Regions from separate parts of the Homo sapiens genome. Here region 1 is linked to region 2. Evidence: chromatin loops called from intact Hi-C (ENCODE). Cell type or tissue: thyroid gland. All regions are shown on one strand. Links, peaks and the distances in the headings refer to the core of each region. The heading gives the core; the rest is flanking DNA. Region 1 overlaps CCDC85C (coiled-coil domain containing 85C). Region 2 has its middle 16 kb from the start of HHIPL1.

Evidence for each region. Peaks named below come from ENCODE experiments on the same cell type or tissue, not always from the same donor. Only the 100,000 strongest peaks of a DNase experiment are listed, where the experiment ranks them.
Region 1: it touches region 2 in a loop (10-fold over the local background); 109 of 110 quality-filtered maps call a loop at or near these places.

Annotation. Positions count from the first base shown.
Region 1 is chr14:99,513,588-99,524,009 of GRCh38, reverse strand. CCDC85C (coiled-coil domain containing 85C) reads left to right here. Exons shown (of 6, transcript NM_001144995.2): 3 at 1,770-1,877; 4 at 6,827-6,922; 5 at 7,724-7,822; 6 at 8,675-10,422. The coding sequence ends at 8,764. Among named protein-coding and RNA genes, the nearest start is that of CCNK, 37 kb to the right of the region's middle. RefSeq lists enhancers at 1,141-1,702, 1,703-2,262. In thyroid gland, for the core only: a CTCF peak has its summit at 5,409 (motif pointing left); a DNase peak (open chromatin) is centred at 5,409.
Region 2 is chr14:99,623,920-99,634,341 of GRCh38, reverse strand. It overlaps a transcript of HHIPL1 not described here. Among named protein-coding and RNA genes, the nearest start is that of HHIPL1, 16 kb to the left of the region's middle. RefSeq lists enhancers at 5,396-5,445, 9,611-10,313. In thyroid gland, for the core only: a CTCF peak has its summit at 5,312 (motif pointing right); a DNase peak (open chromatin) is centred at 5,311.

The DNA of each region.
Region 1 (10,422 bases), core at 1,454-9,453, 110 kb after region 2:
TCATGGTTGGGGGAGGGTGAGTGCTGGGCCTAGGGGTGGGGGCTGTAGCCTCTTCCTCTTTTTGGTACCTGGTGGGTGGGGAGGGGGCTTTCCTTGATCTGACCTCCACCTGCGGGCCGTGAGTGCCTCTAGTTAACCTAGGCAGGGTCAGCCAGGGTTAATGCCGTGGTCAGGGCATGGCAGTCCCATTTGATGGTTCAGGGCTGTGCCCAAGGCCCCCGTGCTGAGACCCCTTTGTGATGCTCGCCAGGGTTATCTAAAACCCATCACACTTTGGGGGCCCTGCAGGAAGGTTGGTTCCCACTTCTCTGTCTCTCCTTTATGTCCCTCCCTGACCTTGGACCACACCCAGGTCCTCCCTGAGGCCCAGGAAGCAGCTCCCAGCCTCCAGTGCCCGGCTGCCCTGGCTGACCGGCGTCTGGTGGGCGTGGGCTATTTAATGAGGGGAGTCAGTGCCGGATCCCTGCTTTCCTGTCTTGGCTCCGTGGGAGCTGGTAATAGAGCATCCACTTGCCTCCTCACCCCCGCAGGACACGGCTGTTTGCTGGCCCTTGAGCCAAGCTCTTGAGACCTCCCAGCCCCAGTGGGGGGCCTGGCCAGGGCTCTGATGGGGCTGGGAGAACACAAGAGCTGGACCTCAGTGAGGCTGGGGCTTGTGAGAAGTGCGGGGCCAGGTCCAGCTTTTGAGGGAGGCAAGCAGGGTGTGTGTGGGATCTTTCACAGCCAGGCCGAGGGGCTGGTGAGTGGAACTGGGACCCCAGACATGGCTGCAGCCTGTCCTGCCTTCCTTGCCCCTGCCCCAGCCCAGCCCCAGCCTGGGCCTCCCCTGCCCCTGCAGTTTGTTTGGGTAACTCAACAGCCTGCTGATTTATGGGACATTCCGCAGGGTTTTATCTGCCCAGCCACTTTCTCTCAGTTCCTTTGAAGTAGAAAAGGGTGTTTCGGCCAGAAACACCCAAAACCCTTTAGTGATGCAGAAAGAAAAGAAAGGCCGGGCCTTCTGCTGGGCCGGGCCAGGGGAGGGGCACTGTGGGACTGACCAGAGAAGTTTATGGGACCTGTGGATTCATTCTGGCTCCTGGTCCCAGCCCCAGCCCCAAATTCTGGGGGTCGGTGGTGTTTGCTTTGCTCTTAAGCAAAGGGTCTAAGGCCAAGCCTTCCTCCCTCCCTCCTGTGTGCAGGAGTTAGTTACAACCCCACAGCTTGCACGAGTTCTCAGGGATTCAGAGGCAGCACCCAGGACCTGCTTTAGGAGCTCCCTGCCCATCCGATGGGGGAGGCAGCCTGGGCGGAGCATCCCGAGAGAGCCCCGAACCCGTGGGAGGTGGGAGGCCTCGCCTGTGGATGTGGCCCCATCTGCTGCCGATGGCTGGCCCAGGCCCTGTGAGTGGTGCCGTCTGTGCAGGGACCCAAGGGCAGGAAGTTGGAGCGGAGGAGCCAGGGTGAGTCACGGGGTGGGAGAGACACTCTCTCCTCACTCGCTCTCACTGGCTCTTCTTCATTCATTCATTCATTCTGTTTATTCAGCCATCCAACAAATGTTTACAAAGCCCACGTTGGAGAGTGGATCGCTGACATTTGAGCTGGGGAGAGTGAAGATCGATTGATCCCGGCTCGGGGGATGGATAAGCGGTGTGGAGGGGAGGGTGGAGGGGTCCTCCGGGGCCGTGCCTTTGAGCAGCCCCTGCTGCCGTGAGGAGCCATGCCCAGGGCCCTTGTCCTCCTCAGCCTGGCCCTCCGTCTAACCCCTCTCCTTCTCTCCCCTGCAGCAGGCAGGCTCCGGAGAGTTCCGCACGCTGCGGAAAGGCTTCTCGCCCTACCACTCGGAGTCCCAGCTTGCGTCCCTGCCGCCCTCCTACCAGGACTCCCTGCAGAACGTGAGTGTGCACCCCAAAAAAGCCCACATGTTCTGGATGAGGGGCTGAGGCTCAGGCGGGCCAGTGACCTGCCCGGAGGGGCACAAGGATCTGGGTGCCTGAGTTCAGCCCCAGCCCTAGGCCCTGTGTCCGTGTCCCATCCAGTGTGGCAGTTAGAGGCGGAGCCCCAGGTGGGTTGACACTGCTGGAGGTGCGGGGCAGTCTCCAGAGGCCACGTGCGCAGGGCTGCCCGTGCCTAGCCCCTGTCCCTCTGAGCAGCTCATTAGCCTGTGCCACTCCTTGGCCACGGTGGGGAGAGGGTACCCGGCCAGCCCTGGAGCTTGGGGTTCAGGTTTGTGGATTCTGCACTGAAATGACCAGCCTGATGCCTCCAGGGGTATCCTCTGCCCCTACCTGGCTGACCTGGCCTGGAGGGAATGGGGTGGGCGGCTTGGAGCCAGCTCCCGGGAAGTGGAACCTAGCTCAGGACTGTGCCCTGTAGATAGATATGATGGCAGTGGGGAGCCACAGGAGTCCAGGCCCACTTGCCCTCCTAGGACTGGGGGCCTTGCCTTGTGGGACTTCACGCCTCCAGGAGCCTTGGTGGGTGTGTAGCGGATGCTTGGGAAGCATCGGCTGTTCTCGTTGCGGCACCTGCAGAGCCGTGTATGGAGGTGCTTCTTGGGCAGCACGTGCGCTTGTAGCAGCTGTGCCCCTTCCTGCTCTCTTCCCTGCACCCCTTGCCCACAAGGCTGACCCCAGGCCCCCGGTGCAGAGCTTGCTGGGCCTCAGTGCTGGCTGCTGGCTCTGCGATTTCTCTTTTGCTGCCCTTCCACCTTCTCCAGGAATGCAGCTGTAGAGCCTGTGCAGGCAGCAAAGCCCGCCAATGGCCGATATTCCAAGCATTTATCCGGAGTCCCGTGGCTGAACGAGGCTCTAACTGTTTCATGGTGGAGGGCTCTGAAAAGCCAAGGGATGCCCTCACGGGGCTGGCTCCTTAGTCTTCATGCCCCGTGCCTCTCATTCATTCAGATCGTGGGAGGGAGTAATAGCAGCTAGCAGTTACTCAGTGCTATGTCCTGAAGTCTTCCGCGTGGCCTGCAGGTTGGGAAGTGCTGTGCAAGCACAGCTCTCACATGTACCAGGCCCGCCAGATGCTGTCTCCCTGCAGGCCTCTGGAGAGCACACCTCAGGCATGGGCCGAGCCTCAAGGCCTGAGAGTGCGGATAAAATGCTGTCAGAGTTCAGGAATGTTCAGGAAGGCTTCCTGGAGGAGGCAGCCTTGGGAAAGGGTTTGTTCCTCTTGCCTCCTTTTTTCCTCTAGACTGCTCTGTGCATGAAGGGGTGTCCCCTACTTTGGAGAGGAGGAAGTGAGGCTCACAGGGGTGGGGTGGATGGCCAGGGCCCCATGGTGAGTGCGTCCTGGTGCCTGTGTGTGCCTAGAGGTCAGGGGCCAGCGTGGGGGCTGTGCAGGGGTCGCTCCTCCATGAGGCCAGGAGGCCGGGTGATAAACTGAGGTTCAGGGGCCATGATCAGGGCTGGTCGGCGGGCAGGCCCCCAGGAGTGGGATGAACTGAGGTGCAGGGGCCGTGATCGGGGCTGGTCGGCGGGCAGGCCCCCAGGAGTGGGATGAACTGAGGTGCAGGGGCCGTGATTGGGGCTGGTCGGCGGGCAGGCCCCCAGGAATGGGATGAACTGAGGTGCAGGGGCCGTGATCGGGGCTGGTCGGCGGGCAGGCCCCCAGGAGTGGGGGTTGAGGGGTCAAGGTATCTCGTGGGAGGGGCCGATGAAGCCTGGAGAAGTGGCTGCTGTGGAGGGGCCAGGGCCAGAGGCCCTTGCTGGGGCCTGGAGAGCCCATGTCTGGCACTTGGACCCCCGGGGAGAGTGAGGGGGTTATCCAGAGAGGGCCGTCTCCGGGCTCAGACACTGCCTGGCACACAGGCCCTTCCAGACCCAGGCAAGTCTCCTTTAAGGCTACCTGTGGGTCATGGGCACATTGAGGGCATGCTGGAGAGTCCCTGGGTAAAGCAGGTGACTCTCTGGGGTGGACACCCCCTCCCTGCCCACTGCTGCCCATACCCTCCATCCACTGGCTGTCAGGGCAGGTGCCCAGTGGAGGGTGGGAGGTGGTTTATACCCATCAGCCTCCTAAGGGAGGACACTCAGACTTGTGCCGTCATCACAGTAGAACATTTTCATCACCCCAGAAAGACACCCTGTACCCATCGGCCGTCACTCCCGTCCCCCTTCCTCCCAGCCACCAGCAACCACCGACTGGTTGGTGCTTTCTGTTTCCACGGATTTGCCAATTCTGGATATTTCGTATAAATGGAATCACATGACGTGTGGCCTTTTGTGTCAGGCTTCTTTCACTCCAAATCTTGTTCTCAGGGTCCAGCCACAGGTACCCTGTATTGGTCTTCATTGCTTTTCATGGCTGAATACTATTCCATTGTGTGGGTGGAACACATGATTCCTTCATTTGTTGCTGTACATTTGGATCGTTTCCATGTTTGGGCTCACATGAATGGTGTTGCTCTGAGCGTTTGGCGACAGGTATTTTGTGGATGTCTATTTTCAGTTCTCTCTGGTGCACACTGGTATCCTCACTTTGGGCACCAGCTCAGGAGTCCCACAGACTTGGGTTTGGCGCCCAGCCCCATTGTTTACAAGCTGTTTGGTCTTGGGCAAGCCATTCTCTTAGCCTCACTCTCCTTGTCTGTAAAGTGGGCATGTAGGCCAGGCTCAGTGGCTCACGCCTATAATCCCATCACTTTGGGAGGCCAAGACAGGAGGATTGCTTGAGTCCAGGAGTTCAAGACCAGCCTGGGCAACATGATGAAACCCCATCTCTACCAAAAAAAAAAAAAAAAAGCTGGGCATGGTGGTGTGCATCTGTAGTTCCAACTACGCTGGAAGCTGGGGTGGGAGGATTGCTTGAGCCTGGGAGGTCAAGGCTGCAGTGAGCTGAGATGGTGCCACTGTACTTCAGCCTGGGCGACAGAGTGAGATCCTCTCACTCAAAAAAAAAAAAAAAAAAAAAAAAAAAAAAAAGGCATGTATGAACATGTAAAAAGATAGTGCCTGCTGGGAGCAGTGTGGCAAGGACTCAGTGGGCCCATCTGCCCTAAGTGGGTACCTAGTCAGTGGGAGGTGTGTGTGGCCCGAGGGGGCTGAGTTCTAGTACAGGTGGGGGCCCCTGCACCCCGGGAATGCCCTGGAGGTAACACTAGGGCTTTGTCTAGTCCTGGTGTCACTTTCAGGATCCCGGGCCATGCCCTCGCTGGCACCCACCACTGCCCAGTGAGGCGGGCAGGAGAGGGGCGGCTTGCACAGCCCACCCCCACGCTCCTGGCTTCCCTCCTGCCTGTGCTGCAGAAATCCCAGCCCCCTAGAGCCGGGGGCTGTAACAGGACAGGCAGCCCAGGGGCCTGGTGCAGATGAGGCCAGAGGTGCCAGGGGCCGGCTGGCACATGGCCTGTGTTCTGCAGCGGAAGGTGCAGGAAGGTGTAGGTGCCCAGGTCTCCCAGGGCCGTATGTGTGCGACTGGCGCCCCCTGCTGTCTGGCGCGGGGAGTGCCGCCTTGCGTTGCCCCAGGGGGAATCCCCAGCGTCCCTGTTGGGTTCCCTACACTACAGAGACCCAACAGCCTGGGCTGGAGTTAGGGGTCTGCACACACCCTGGGGCAGAGGACCCTTTCTATTGTCCAGACGAGGAAACCGAGGCTCAGCGTGGGTTGAGCCCCACCTCAATGACGCTTTCCTAGACCCCAGGGCTCGGGGGGCCTCCGGAGGTAGCAGCTCCCAGGCCCCCTAGCCTCAGGGGTGGGGCCTGGTCTCCATGTGGAGGCGGGAGCCGGTCAACCTGCAAGGCCCTGGGAGCAGGTCCAGGCCAGGGCGGGCGGGGAGGGCACCAGGGGTTGGCTGCCAGGCCTGCAGGGGGTTCCAGGTCCTGAGGGTCGCAGAACCCAGCCCTGCAGTGTTAGGTGGCCCCATGATGCAGGCCTGGGTGGGTGGGATTCCAGCCCAGCTCCCTGAGCTTGCCAGGCCGTTGGGAGGCGTCATCAGGGCCCCATTTACAGAGAGGGCGGCAGACTCAGCTTCCATGGTTGGCCCAAGGATTGCCAGAGGTGGGAGCCCCGAAGATGTCCTGGAAACCCCGCTTCCAGGGCCCACAGGGCACCGCTGGGTGTTTTCTGTCTGGCTCTGGGCACTTGTAAGTTCCTCCCAAGCCTCTCCCAGCATCTTGTGACCTGCTGGTTTCTGTTGGGCCCCTGTGGTCCCCACTGCAGCCCGAGGCAGAAGCCCTGCACCTGGCTTCCCAGCCACATGGACCCTTCCAGGCAGGAAGCTGGGGGTGGGACTGCCTGCCCCTGGGTAGACACGCAGCTTCTGACAGAGGCTGGGTCCCCTCCCCAAGGCCTGATGTGGGAGCTGGGCACCTGGCAGCCAATTCATCCCGCAGGGCTGGGAGGTGGCAGCTGGGAGGCAGGCCCCAGGGAGTGCTCAGGGCGAAGCCGGCCTCGCCCACCGGTGGCTCCAGGGTGGGCAGGGGAAGGGAGTTTGGAGTCAGGTGCCAGGGTTAAGTCCAGACCTTCCTGGTCTTGCTGTGATCTGGGTCTCTTGCCCTCCCTAGGCTGAACTTACTTTCCTTGCAAAACAGACGCTAGGTCTTATCTGTGGGGTGTTGTAGAGGAGCCTGAGAGGTGTGGGTGGGCCCTGGACTGCCCCTCTTGCCTCTGTGCTATCAGGGACCATTTCATCTGCAGAAGACCTGGTGGGCGGGACTGGCCAGACTGGCTGTGGGCTCCTTGGGTCTCCATCCTCACACCTGCCTCCTCTGCCTCACCCCGGTCCCCTTTTCCTCCTGCCTGGGCCCTGGCCCCTCAGAATGGGGGCCTTGTCTGAGCCACCGGTCATTCCTGTGGGAGCCAGCCAGGGTGAGCTGAGATGTGTGATTGCCTTCCCCAGGGCCCGGCCTGCCCCGCACCTGAGCTGCCCTCGCCCCCCTCTGCTGGCTACAGCCCTGCAGGACAGAAGCCCGAGGCTGTCGTGCATGCCATGAAGGTGAGGGCCACTACCCGCTCCCTCAGAAGTCCTCAGATGCTGGGTGCACTGTGAGACTGTGGGACCTTTGCACCTAGGGGTATCCAAGTGGCAGGGGTGGGAGGTTTCATCTGTGTGTGGGTGGCTGGGTGACCATGGCTGCCTGGAGCACTGTGAGGTTGAACTCAGAGGTGGCAGTCATAAGTGTGTCACCTGTCTGCCATCCCTGAGCTACTGCACCTAACAAGACTGAGGCCTGGGGTCGGGGAGGGCAGGCACCCAACTAAGGCCAGAGAGAGAGGGGCAGGAGTGGGGCTAGAACTAACCTCAGGTCTGCCAGGCCCAGCCTCTGCAGGTGCAGACTGGTGAGTCCGATGGGCTCCGGTTCCTCCAGGCTGTGCACACCTGAGCACAGTCCCCACTCCCATGCCCCCCTTCCTCCTACGTACGTGCCCCATGACATCCCACATGCATGCACGGCCACGCCTACTCACACCCCCTCCACGTGGCGAGTGCCCACTCATCTCCAGCGGGCCCTGGGTTGCAGTGAGTCCACCTGTCTGAGGGTCTTCCTTGCCCAGCCTGTCTACTTCCTCCCGGGTGGCCCAGCCATGAGCTGCTTCCCTTGTAGGGCATCCAGTGTCAGCAGGGTGAGATGACAACCTGCCCCTCAGTTTTTTCCACGCTTGTCCCCAGGGGCCCAGCGGCTCAGGGTCCTCAGCTTTGGTTCGCAGCAGGGGAGGCTGAGGATCAGGGGCCAGGTGACTTGCCCGAGGTCTGCCGGTGGCCTCTGCCCCTGACCCCGAGACCCGTTCCCTTCAGGTCCTGGAGGTACACGAGAATCTGGACCGGCAGCTCCAGGACAGCTGTGAGGAGGACCTGAGTGAGAAGGAGAAGGCCATCGTTCGCGAGATGTGCAACGTGAGGCTTCCAGGGGTGGGGGGCAGAGGCTTGGCACTGGGAGTGCGACCAGGGCCACCCAGCATGGCCATACCCTTCCCCATGTGGGACTCCATTTCTCGAATGCTCAGCGAAGGCTGGGTGACCTTGGATAGCTGGGGGGAGGCCTCAGAGGTGCTAGGAGCCCTGGCCCGTTGTCATCTCGCTGCCCCCTGCCCTTCCCAGAGGGCCCCTGGTGTCTGCAGATCCGCCCTCCCCAGGAGTGCCGTGCCTGGGGTTCTGGATAGAGCTTGAGCCCCCCACCCCCCCGGGACTGGTTTGTTCACCCCAGGTGTTCCCTGGGTGCTGGCCCCCGGGCCTCTCAGCTTGCTGGTGCCCCCTGTGGCTGCTGGCTGGGCAGATGGTGCTCAGAGCAGGAGGTCCAGGTGGAACCCTCCAGCCCACCAGGCTGGGGCTGCCCAGGAGAGCTCCGTGCTCGACCCAGCTGAGCACCATCGGCGGTCTCCTTGGGGGTGCTTGCAGGAGCCATCGGGGAAGGAGTTTCATAGGGTCTGAACCCAGGACTTAAAGGGGGGGCGAGAGGCTCTGAACTGTGCAGCCCCTCCCCCGCATCACCTAGTGGGGCCTGTGGACCCCACTGGACAGCTGCAAGGCTGAGCCACACCCCAGCAGTGACCTGCTCAGGCCCGATAGTTAGCGCGGCATGCAAAGACCTGGTGTGGGTGTCTCTGGGCCTGCAGTGGCCTCCGTGTCCCTCCTGGCCCCATGGCTCTGAGGACGTGGGTGATTCTGCCGTGATGAGGCGGCGGATGTGCATAGGCGGCAGGTGGACGCGGGTGAGTCCCACCACTCACATCTCTCTCCTCTCCACAGGTGGTCTGGAGAAAGCTGGGAGATGCAGCCAGCTCCAAGCCCTCCATACGGCAGCACCTGTCTGGGAACCAGTTCAAGGGGCCTTTGTAGGGCCACTCTTCTGTGGACGTGGACTGGCCCTGCTGGGGGTCCCCAGGGGGAGTTTCAGGCCCCAGACACGGGCAGGACCTCCAGCCCAGCCCCTGTCTTCTTCCTCTGTGGTGAACTGTACATAGGACGCTGCCCGCCCTGGCCCAGCTGCCATGGGTCCGATGCACTGGCCCAAGCCGCCATCTCCCGCCTCATACACCAGCAACCTGGGAAGACGAGACGCTGCGACTGTTCCTGCAGCAGAGCGGCCCGGACGCCTCATTCCCCCTCTGGGCCCTGGGCTCCATGAGCAAGAGGCTGCAGGCTGCTTCTGAGATCCAGCCTGGGAACTGTCCAGGCTCCTCTGTCCTGCCTGGGATGGAGGGGCCACTCATCAAACCCTCTACTCCCCGGCTGCCACCCACACTGGACAGAGACCACCACTACCTGGGTCTTGACGCAGGTGGCACCACTTCTTGCCCAAATGCCGTGGCCTGGCCCCAGGCCCCCCAAGCACTGGGTCCCCGGCATGTGGACAAGGCCACTCACCACATCTGTGGCTGGCTGGAGGCTGCCCTGGGCCCTTCCTGTGACCCTCAGCCTTGGAGGTCAGGGTGCCCTCACACCTGGGGATCTGTGCTCAGCCACCCGATGCCCGCTGCTCCTTGCTTTTGGAGGTCATCCCCCTCCCCCCCAGTCTCTGCAATGTCCCCCTGCCACCCTGTCCAGGCTATGCCCTTCTTGGGCTCCTCCTGCCCCATGCCTGAGGCACGTCCCTTTTCGTGGTTTACATGACAGGCCAGTAACAGGAAGGGCCTGGGGAGAGTTTCTGGGCTGAGCCACATGTGATTTTCCTGATGGGCAGCACTGGGCCACAGCTGGGGCTCTGGTTGGCTGTGACCTCCCCCAGGGCCTGGCTGCATCTTGGGTCCCTGTGGACAGAGCTGTGTAGGCTGCAGATGAGAGTTCTGTTCTTTTTGGGAAGGAGCGTGTCTGGCCAGGTTCTGCCTTTAGTTTGTGGTGTGACCTTTAGCAGTTCACTCAGCCTGTCTGGGCTCTTGGTGGAAACAGGTCTCTGAGGTTCCTTTTCGGCCATGCTTATGGCTCCAGGTCATCCAGCGCCACAGGGCAGGGGTCCTCACTGAGGGGGCGTGAGCCAACAGCCGACGGCTGAGGGCGGGCCGGGTGGAGCTGAGTTCTGCTGCCTTGCAGTCGCTGCGGGTGGAGAGTTGCCTCCCCACTCTGAGCCCGTGTCCTCAGTAGTAAAATGGGCAGCATAAGGCCCTCCTCACAGGATTCTGGCATCAAGTGAGATCTTCAGTGTAAATGACCATGTATAAACTGTAAAGTGCAATAGAAAACTGTGTGTGTGAGGAAAGTAAGGCCTAGAGGGGGTGATGTGTGGCACATGACAGGGATTTTGATCCCACAGCTGCAGCACGGGGACAGGCCGCTTCCCCACATCCGCTCATGCCACTGTAAGCAGCCCTAGCTCTTGGGTCCAGGACCTCACCAGGTCCTCGTCAGACTCCTGTGCTCTTCCAGGGGCTGCTCAGCCCCACCTGAAGAGCCCAGAGAGGCTGTCTTCCTACCCAGCAGGTCTCATGCAGGCCCAGGGCTGGGGATGCAGGCAAGAGGAGGGAGATGGCCGCCCTGTCCCTCTCCCTAGCTGGCGGCTC
Region 2 (10,422 bases), core at 699-8,698:
CCTCATCTGGGTGGAGAAGAGTTAAATGGAAAATATAATGGAAAGGACCCCCCAGTGTGGGGGCTGACAGATGCCACCCCAGGCCCCAGGCATCTCCAGCCCCAGCCTCAATAGAAGTGCACACACTTGCACAGACACATACGTGCCCTCTCTCGCTGCTCAGAAGCCCTGAGGGAGACATGTCTACACACTCTGAGCTCAGGTCTCCAGGGGGACCTCGGCTGGGAGATTTTCCAGTGCCAACTGTGAGTGCTCGCGCCTCTGCAGAAACGCTCTGCAGCCTCCCTTTCCTCACCACCGAGTCTGGTGAGGACTGAACGGCAGCTTTGCTCCTGCCCCGCCAGGCTTCCACGTGTCCCTGGGCTACAGCCCTGCATGGAGACAGGCCCTGACTTCACACTCAGTGCTTTTCTCACACACCAGGGGCCTTCTGATCCTGTCCCGGACACGGGGGAGAGAGGGCAATGCCAACTGAAAGCTATCAGAATGCCTGTTTTAAACCCCAAATTCCAGGCGACAATCCTAGCACCTGGACATCAGAGCTGGAAAACAGGCTGCCATGTTACAGATGGGGAAGGCGGAGGCTGCCTGCTCTCCTGCTCCAGCCCCAGCAAGGACAGTGGCCCCTGTAAGGGAGGGCGGGGTCCTGAGTCCCTCCTCCTGATAGCCCCAGATTTAGTAAGCGGGATAGTTAAACCCAATTTCGAACATTTCCCAGTCTCATCTAAGCCTGTGGCTCCCCTGCCCAGGACCCCTCCGCAGTGCAAATCCAATTGTGATTTGCACCCTCATCCCAGCTTCACGGCCCCTAGCTGGGCCCAGACCTGGCTCATCCCTCCCAACTCTGCAGGTCTCAAGCCACAGGGGCCCACACTCCATGGGCTGTGACATGGCTCTGGGGTCCCCAGGGAGGCATGTGTCACAAACAGCTCTGCTCAGTTCCTCTGTGGGGGTCTGCCAGGCATCACAGACTCTCTCCTGGGTGTCCCCACAGTGCCTGTCAACCTGGCTTCCCCGAGGCTGCAGCTGAAACCACAAGGCAGAAAGGCAAAGGTGTGCAGGGGTTGGCGCACCCTCCCCTGGGGGTGACCTTCTGGGCTGCAGGGTCTTGCAGGGGTTCCCTGGGGTGGCTCTGTCAGGATCCACCTTTCCCCCAGCCTAGCTTCAGCCATGTCTCAGTTGGGGCTGATTGAGGAGTAGTTTGAATGGCAGCTGCCTTCCCCAGTATGCTGGGCTTCTCGCCTTCCTGTGTGTCTCTCCTGTCCCTGGGAGGCGCCTCTGTCTCTCACATGAATCCACCCACCCAGCCCACCCACTCACCACTTGGCCAGACTCGCCCAGATGGGTCTGAGTCTCAGCTCCATGAGGCCTCAGATAGGACCCTCCCTCTATCCCCTCCTCACTCCCCCATCCATACATGCAAATAGTCTATCTCTCTGTTTCTCTCTCTCTCTCTCTCACACACACACCAATTTATCCATAATGTGGGTTTGAAATAGCCTGAGGCTGGCAAGAGAAGAAATCGCATGACTGACTTAGGCCTCCAAAGGACGTGATAGGCTGAGGTGATGGCCAGTGCACCACGATGCAGACACAAAGGGAGAGACTTCAGTCTTAACGCTTGCCTGTACAGCACAGCGCAGGAGGCAGGTCTTGGAGCAACACCTGTGAGCAAGTCCGAGAAGAGTTGGGGGTGATGCAGTCACCCAAACGCCACTGTGGTCCTGGCTGCATTAATAGAGATCTAACACTCAGAAAAAGGGAAGTGATAGCCTGCTCAGAGCTTGGCTACTCAGAACCACTTGGTGATAAGGTCAAATGGGAGCCTATTTAGAGGTAGGAGGAGATGTGGGATGGGATGGGATGAGGACTGGATGTTCTCAGCGGAGAGGAGGAAGCAGCCCTGCCCTGTGAAGCCCAGAGAATGGAACTGGGGCCCACAGAAACAGGGTTTCAGTTCAGTCTAATGAACAGGGATTGGGTTTCCCCCAGAGGGAGTGAGCTCCCTGTCCTCAGAGGTAAGTCAGTAGAGGCTGCAAAGATACCTCTGAGAGTGCAGGTAAGAAGATTCCTGCTAGGGCCTGGATAATGTTTAAGATCTACCCCAATGCAAGAGTTCGGGATTCTCAAACACACAGGCACCTGCACCTGTGTGCAAAGCTACTCCTGTTCTTTCTGCCTGCCTCTACCTGGGGTCAGCAGTTGCAGACGGATGACAGAGACTCTAGTGCAAGACCTAAAACATAGGTCAGGCTGTGCCTGGTAGATGGGCCAGATGCTAGTGGTGTTGCTGGTCTCACCCCCACTGGCCCTGCCCCATGTCCACTCCCAGCCTCGCTCCCAGGCTCTGTCCCAGGCCCCCATCCCAAGGGAATCCTCCTGGGCTGGCCTTCTGCTTAGAGCCCCACCCCTCATCCCAGGATGTCTGGGGCATGGGCTTAGAGCCAAAGGAGGGGCTCCAGGGCACTTTGGCCAGTAGGACAGTCAAGGCCCACGGCAGGAGCGATCTCTCTGGACCATAGGGAAGGCAGAGTTGAGGGCGGGATAGGGCAGAGTTGAAGGCTGGGCATGGTGGCGCACACATGTAATCCCAGCTACTCAGGAGGCTGAGGCAGGAGAATTGCTTGAACCAGGAAGCAAAGGTTGCAGTGACCAGAGATTGCACCACTGCACTCTAGCCTAGGTGATAGAGCGAGACTCCATCTCAAGAGCCAGAAGTCACAGAGGGTCCCTATAAATTCTGAGCAGAAAGGACCCTCAGATCATGCCTAGTCCAACCCCACGTGTGTGTACCCAGTGTCCACACAAGGAAATGAGGCCCAGAAAGCAAAAGTGACTCCCATGTCTGAGTGGTGTTGGGGCCAGGACTGTAGGGGATCAGTTACGGGCTGAACTGTGTCTCCCCCAAGTTCATATGTGGAAGCCCTAACTCCAGTACCCCAGAAGGTGACCGTATTTGAAAATGGAACCAGGCCGGGCGCGGTGGCTCACGCCTGTAATCCCAGCACTTTGGGAGGCTGAGGTGGGCAGATTACCTGAGGTCAGGAGTTCAAGACCAGCCTGGCAAAAATACAAAACTTAGCCGGGTATGGTGGCACATGCCTGTAATCCAGCTACTCTGGGGGCTGAGGTAGGAGAATTCCTTGAATCCAGGAGGCAGAGGTTGACTGCACTCCAGCCTGGGTGACACAGCAAGACTCTGTCAAAAAAAAAAAGAAAGAAAGAAAGAGAGAGAAAGAAAGAAAGAAAGAAAGAAAGAAAGAAAGAAAGAAAGAAAGAAAGAAAGAAAGAAAATGGAGCCACTGCAGATGGAATTAGTGAAGCTGAGGTCATTAGAGTGCATCCTTATCCAGTAGGATTTGGGGTCTTATCAGAAGGGGACATTTGGACAGAGGACATGCGTGCAGGGAGAAGGCCACATGCAGGGGAAAGCGGAGATCCAGTGATGCTTCCACAAGCCCAGGAACACCAGGATTGCCAGCAGCCCCCATAGGCCAGGAGAGAGACAGGGGACAGAATATCGACTTTGTAGCCTCAGAAGGAAGGCTGCTGCAGACACCTCGATCTCGGACTTCCAACCTCCAGAATGGCAAGGGAATCAAAGTCTGCAGGCGTAGCAGCCCTAGCAAACTAACAGAGTCTGTGTGACCGGGAGGCCGCATGTCCTGTTCCTGAGACCCACATGCTATGTGCTGGCAGCGGCCTTCGGCGGTGGACCCTTCCCCTCCGTCACCTCTTGGGCTCCCTCCACACCCCACAATGCCTATCACCATCGTCCCACTTGCTCCTCCTAGCCGCTTCCTGGGTGAGTACTGTTATTAACCCCCATCTTATAGATGAGAAAACTGAGGCTCAGGGATGCTGAGCTGGAATCTAGGCTGGCTGAGGCCCAGTCAGATGCAGCCAATGAGAGCACCCAGTGTAAGGGTGTGAGTACCACACCTTGGAGGCCAAGGCCTTTCTGTAAAGGCTGACAGAGGAGGCGGAGTCAGATGATGAAACGCGATGGAATGACAGGGACTGCAGATGGACCAGGGGCTTCCTCTCCCTTGTTATTAACCACCGCCTGCCCGGTGTGCGATGGGGCAGGTCCTGCATTGGCTGCAGCTTCTACCAAATGGCCTCAGTGCCCTGCCCAATGCTGAGATCCCAGAAATTGGATTCTGAGCTCCTCCGGGGCTGAATCCATAGCCACTGACTGGCACACAGTGGAGGCTCAGCCAATACTAGCTTTCCTACAGACTCCCACATGGTTATCTGAGGAAGTGGGTAGAAACCAGGGCAATGCATCTCCACTCATAGAGAGAGAGTTTTTCTACACTGGGAATTGGCCACTTAAGGGATGAGCACCCCATCACTGGAGGCAGGCAAGTAAATAGTTGTCAAGCGGCCTCCTGTCAGTTCTGCTGTAACTGAAGGGAAAATGAGAACACTTTCAGGCTGCTTTCTGTCCCTGAGCCTATGAGTCTATGACTTCTTAAATCTTTAGTGTATTTTTAAGTATAGACAATACTTCTATATAGTTCAAAAATCAGAAAGGGCTGGGCGCGGTGGCTTACGCCTGTAATCCCAGCACTTCGGGAGGCTGAGGCGGGCAGATCACCTGAGGTCAAGAGTTCGAGACCAGCCTGGCCAACATGGTGAAACCTTGTCTGTACTAAAATACAAAAAAAAAAATTAGCCGGGCGTGGTGGCACGCACCTGTAATCCCAGCTACTTGGGAGGCTGAGGCAGGAGAATCACTTGAACCCAGGAGGTGGAGGTTGCAGTGAGCCAAGATTGTGCCACTGCACTCCAGCCTGGGCGACAGAGACTCCATTAAAAAAAAAAATCAGGAAGTCTAAAACGAAATTCAGTGAACACGGGTCCCTCCTACCCTGTGCCTACGCCCCTGCCCCCGCCTCCCAGGTAGCCTTCCAGAAAACCCTGCGTGATGCCAGTCTCTTATGTAATCTTCCAGAGAGAGCCCATGCCTGTGCCAGCAGACTCAGTCTTTATTTTTAAGATAAATACATATTCATGTTTTTTTTATGTATGTTCTGCCTCTTGTTTATTTCACTGATTTTCAGCGGCATAGTCCAGCCTGTGGCTGTCCAGCAGCCTGATGATATGAAACAGTCCCCTGGAGGTGTGCACAGGTATAAGGTGGGGAAAGGCCCACCTCACAGGGCTGCCAGGAGATGGTGTTTCCCTGGCCTGGCACCCAGCGCAGTGCCTGGCACGTGATCTGGGTCCCCAAGAAAGGTCCTACATCCGCGGGTGTCTGGGAAGGACATGCTGGGCCCAGGTGGCTGCAGCAACTCCTCGGGCCGCTAGGGGGCCCCTTGGTGCCGCCGGTCTTGCTGGTGGCCACAGCACAGCGCCGCGGTGACCAGGACATCAGGGGAGGCTCCTCGGAGGCAGGGAGGCACCTAGGCTTGGACTTGGCATCTCGAATTTCCAGAAGCACTACCTCGTCTTCCATCCTCCTGCCACCCTTCACAGTGGGCAGAGCAGGTATGGCTAGCTCTATGAAGCCACAGGGAAACTGAGGCCCGAGAGGGGAAGAGAGCTGAGGCCACACAGGAAGCTAGAAGGGACCCACTGGACTGTGCAACCTCCAGCATTCAGGAGGGGAGGGGTCCAGGGGTTTGGGAACAAGAAGCTGGGGTCACCTGTGACCCCCACTTACCTCCCCAGAAAAGGAAAGAAAATACATGCTTACCAAACTTTGTTGGTGTTGTTTTCTTTTTTTTTCTTTTTTTCTTTTTTTTTTTTTTTGAGTTGGAGTTTCACTCTTGTTGCCCAGGCTCGGGTGCAATGACATGATCTCAACTCACTGCAACCTCTGCCTCTTGGGTTCAAGTGATGCTCCTGCCTCAGCCTCCCAAGTAGCTGGGATTACAGATGCCCGCCACCAGGCCTGGCTAATTTTTTGTATTTTTAGTAGAGACGGGGTTTCATCCTGTTGGCCAGGCTGGTCTCGAACTCCTGACCTCAGGTGATTCACCCGTCTCGGCTTCACAAAGAGCTGGGATGACAGGCGTGAGCCACCGCCCCCGGCTGTTGGTGTTGTTTTCATTTAGAGAGGACAGAAAGGAAGAGACTGCCCCCACACAAAGCCACAGCACACCTGCCCCATCCAGTCCCATGGCCTCAGCATCTGGGCCCTTTGCCATGCTACCTGGGGACCTGGGCTCCTGCCTGCCTGGGGAGCACTCACTTTAGGACCTTGGCAGGTCTCACCTCTCTCTGGGCCTCGGTCCTCCCACCAGCACTGGTCGTCTAGCCCATCACAGCAGTCCCTCATGGCCTGCCCCCTCCAATCCATCCCCCTCTAGGACTGCCAAACTGATCATGCATCTTCCCTGCCTAACAGCCGCCCCTCCCACTGCCTAAAGAATCAGGTGCAGATTGTTGGCCATGCATTCCAGCCCTTCCTCCTCGGGGGCCTTTCCTGCCTTCTTCTCCTCCCAGCCCATCCTGACCTCACTGACTCTGCTCTGTCCACTTGTCATCTCCAAATGTTCCTTTCTCATCCTGCATTTGTGTGTCCTGCTGCCTCTGTCTGGGCTGCCTTGGACAGTCCCCCTTTTTGCCTGGTGACTTCCTTTCCAGCTCTTAAGGCCTGTTCCAGTGCTCCCCGCAACTCAGTGTGTTCTCCGGCCAAGCCCAGCTTACCTGGACTTCAGCAACACTTTCCTGCCTCTTGCAGTTGCCCCAGCTTCCTGGGCTGACCTTCCAGAGCACTTGTTACCCCATCCTCCACTGAAACAATGCCCAGACTTGTCTCTCCGGCCTGAATGAGTATCATGACCTCTCCTCATTCATCCCTGGCACCCTGGCACCTGGCACAGAATGTGGCACCACTAGGGGCTTAGGAGATGGGAACTGAATGAAGAAATGTAGACAAGGATGGATGGATAGATGGACAGATGGATGGGCAGGTAGATGGGCAGATGAATGGACAGATGGATGGATGGTTGGATGGACGGATGGATGGATGGATGGATGGATGGATGGATGGGCAGATGGATGGATAGATGGATGGGAAGATGGAAGAGTAGATGGATGAATAGATGAACAGATAGGTGGATAGATGAATGGGTAGGTAGGTGGGTGAGTGGATGGATGGATGGATGGATGGATGGATGGATGGATGGATGGGAAGATAGAAGAGTAGATGAATGGATACAGGGACAGATAGGTGGATGGATGGATGGGTAGGTGGGTGGATGGATGGATGGACGGATGGATAGCTGGATAGATGGATGGGTGAAAGGGGTGGTGTGGCATTATGAGTGAGAGCTCTGGCTCTGGGCTCTGACAGACTCAGGCTCAAGTGTCTTGGTGAGCACTAACTCCATGTCACACACAGTCCCTGGTGCTCCCCCTGTCCTGAGCCATTCAGTGACATATTACTCTCTCCCTCACTGCCCCAATATTCCCCAAGGGATAAGCCCTGCATCAGGCTCTGCAGGGTGGCTGGGATGCTTCGAGGGGGGAGGAACAGATTCGGGGAGCCAGGAGAGGGGAGCGCAGAGGAGCCTGCAGGCCCAGCTTTCAGAAGACCTGAGCTGGGCACTGCTAGACCCTGAGCCCTGTGTTGTGTCACCTAGGCATAGAGTATGCAGGGCACACATCAGGGAGAGAGGAATCCTGGCCATGCCCAGATCCCCAGGACCTAGAATACTGCCTCAGAGAGCAGAAAGAAATTACCCCAGCCCTTCTCAGGCCTGTGTCTACAGAGCCATCCCTTTCAGGCAAACTGCAGTCTGGGCACCCATCCTGTTGGGAGCTCACAGGGCCAGCTTGGGGCTGACAGAGGCACTGGACTCCCTGACCTCCAGGCTTTGGCGTTGACCTCCAAGCCCAGAGTGGAGGTAGCTGGATGGGCCGTGTCCTGCAGGCCAGGAATGGGTCCGGAGCAGTTTCCACATCTTTCCCACAGTCCGGGCTGGCAGGACAGAGCAGAACAAGATCCAGCTGGAATCCTGATGGGAGCAGGGAAGCTGGGAACATGTTTTGCAGGCTCCCTGCAGTCTCAGAGCCCCGAGGATCACACATGCATACACACACACACACACACACACACCCCGCTACACCCACACACACCTGTATCCCCATGGCCAGCAAGCATTCTGGTTTCACCAGCCCAGAGCAGATGCCTGCTGGGGTCACAGGAATGTCACAGCCACAGCAGCCACACGTTGACTACATCATGAGAGGCCACCCATTCTCATAGCGTCAAAGTCAGTCTACAGTCATCTCTCGGTGACTCCTCCAGCATCAGGCCGCCCGATCCTCTGGCTGCACCCACCTGACGGGGTAGCAATGCAGGCATTCATCTAGTGTGGATGTGGGCCAGACACAGGGCTAGCTCACTTCATCCTCACAACGACTTTGAATTTTGCACTGTTATGCAGATGGGGAAACAGAACAACTTGTGGGGAGTCTTGCCAAAGGTCACACGAGGAGTGGGCACAAGCACCAGGCTTTGGGCTCTGGCAGCCTAGGCCCAGGGTCCATGCAGGAGACTTTAACCAGCAAGAGCAGGAACCTTTGAAACTCAGGGTTCTTGGCTGGCATGGGGGGCTGTGTTTTATTAAAGCAGTGAGTGCCTCTGGTTGAATGTTTAATGTTCATATCAACGAATCTCCACTGTATCCATCACCAGAGCCCTCCAGGGCAGATGGGCATTGGAGAGGCTGCCCGCCACCCAGCATTGGATGGAGGGTGGGGGTGAGGCCCCAGGCTGCTGACCCAGGCTGCAGGATGGGCTCAGCCTCCCATCTCCAGCATTCTCCTAGTGCTGTTTGGGACAGGACCCTGCCTCATTGTGGGCACTAGCCAGCCTCCTGGCCCCAGTGACGCAGCAACCCAGACCTGCCTGCCTGGAGAACAGCCCTCCACAATAATAATAATTACGACAACTATTATTAGTATTCTATTGTGGTGACAATAATAACCAGTTTGGCATCGTGGTCAGGAGACCAGACTCTGTGCCAGGCAGACCTGATTGCACCTCCCAGCCACCCCTTGGCTGTGGGACCTTAGGCCAGTGCCTTGACCCCCCTACACCTTAGCTTCCTCCTCTGCAGATGGGAGGAGGTTGCTCAGGTGCATTGTTTCCTGCTTGCCTGGGGGCGGGGCTGCACAGGCAGAGTTCTGGCCAACCCGGCTTGGGATGGCGCCCAAGCCGAAGCCACAGGAAGGCAGGCCCCGCAGCACCGGGTGCTTTCAGAGCTGACCTACCTGGCCTCCCAAGGGAACCCATGATGAAAGGTTCCTGCGGCTGCACCCCTTGCCAGTCATCAGCCCACGCGCTGCTTCACCTCCTGTAATGACAGCGTTGGGCCAGTGGCTTACCCACCTCGCTCGGCAGGCACCGTGCAATTTTCATTAGGTCACATAGTCATTATTTCTCCAGATGACTCTCAGCCAGGGAGATGTGAATTTGATGGGCTGCCCACTTTACAGACGGGGCGACTGAGGCGTGCATCAGGCAAGGGCTTGCTTCCGGCCTTGGAGAGGGCAAAAGGTCAGCGGTTCAAGTAGGGATTCTGAATTTGGCCTCTGTATGGTTCCCTGAAGTAGGTTCCTGGGGAAAAGAGAGTAGAGAATCACAGTTGCTGGGAGTGGTGCGGGGAGGAGGCAGAAGGCGTTGGTGGCCTGCAGAGGCTGCCCGGCCCCAAGAACAAACTCACACTCACTGGCAGGCCAACTGCTTGGGCTGCTGCCTGCTCTGCCTCAGATCCTCAGATCCCAGGATGGAGATGTGGGGCACAGGGAGCTGGATCCCACTCCTGCTGCTGTCAAGGTCGGAGAAGAGGTGGGGTGTGCCTAGGTTGGGAGCTGGGGCTGTAAATGCCCGACCATATGGGAGTTGGTAAGAAGACAACACAGTCTTGCCCCTTCCTGAGCCCTGGCCCAGGTCCTGTGTCGTGGACTTCACAGCTCCTTCTGTCCCCACCATAACCCTGTGGGGTCAGTGCTGCTGCTGACCCATCCACAGATGAAGACACACCCGAGATGAGACTGCTCAGGCCACAGAGCTGATTGGCAGCAGGTCTGCTCCTGAACCCAGGCCCGAGTGCCCCCAAACTCTGCTTTATCTCATCCCATGCTCCAGGGAGCCACAGCCAGGGAAGAGGAGAAGTGGCTGAGTGCTGTGGCCGAAGCGAGGGTGGAGAGTCAGCTCTGGTTCCCATCCTGGTCTGCCAAGCTCTTGGCAAGCCTCGGGCCCTTCTGAGTTTCCATTCTCTCACCTGAAGGGATGAGTAGCTCCCCTGTCTGGCCTGGCTGCCTTGTGGGCTCAAAGGCAATGTGAGAGGTGCCCATTTCATGCTTGGCACATAGTAGGTACTCAAGTAAAGTAAGTTTCCATCTTCCTTTTCCTTCAATAACAAAGCAGAGTGTTCCCTCTCCTAGACAAAATATTTA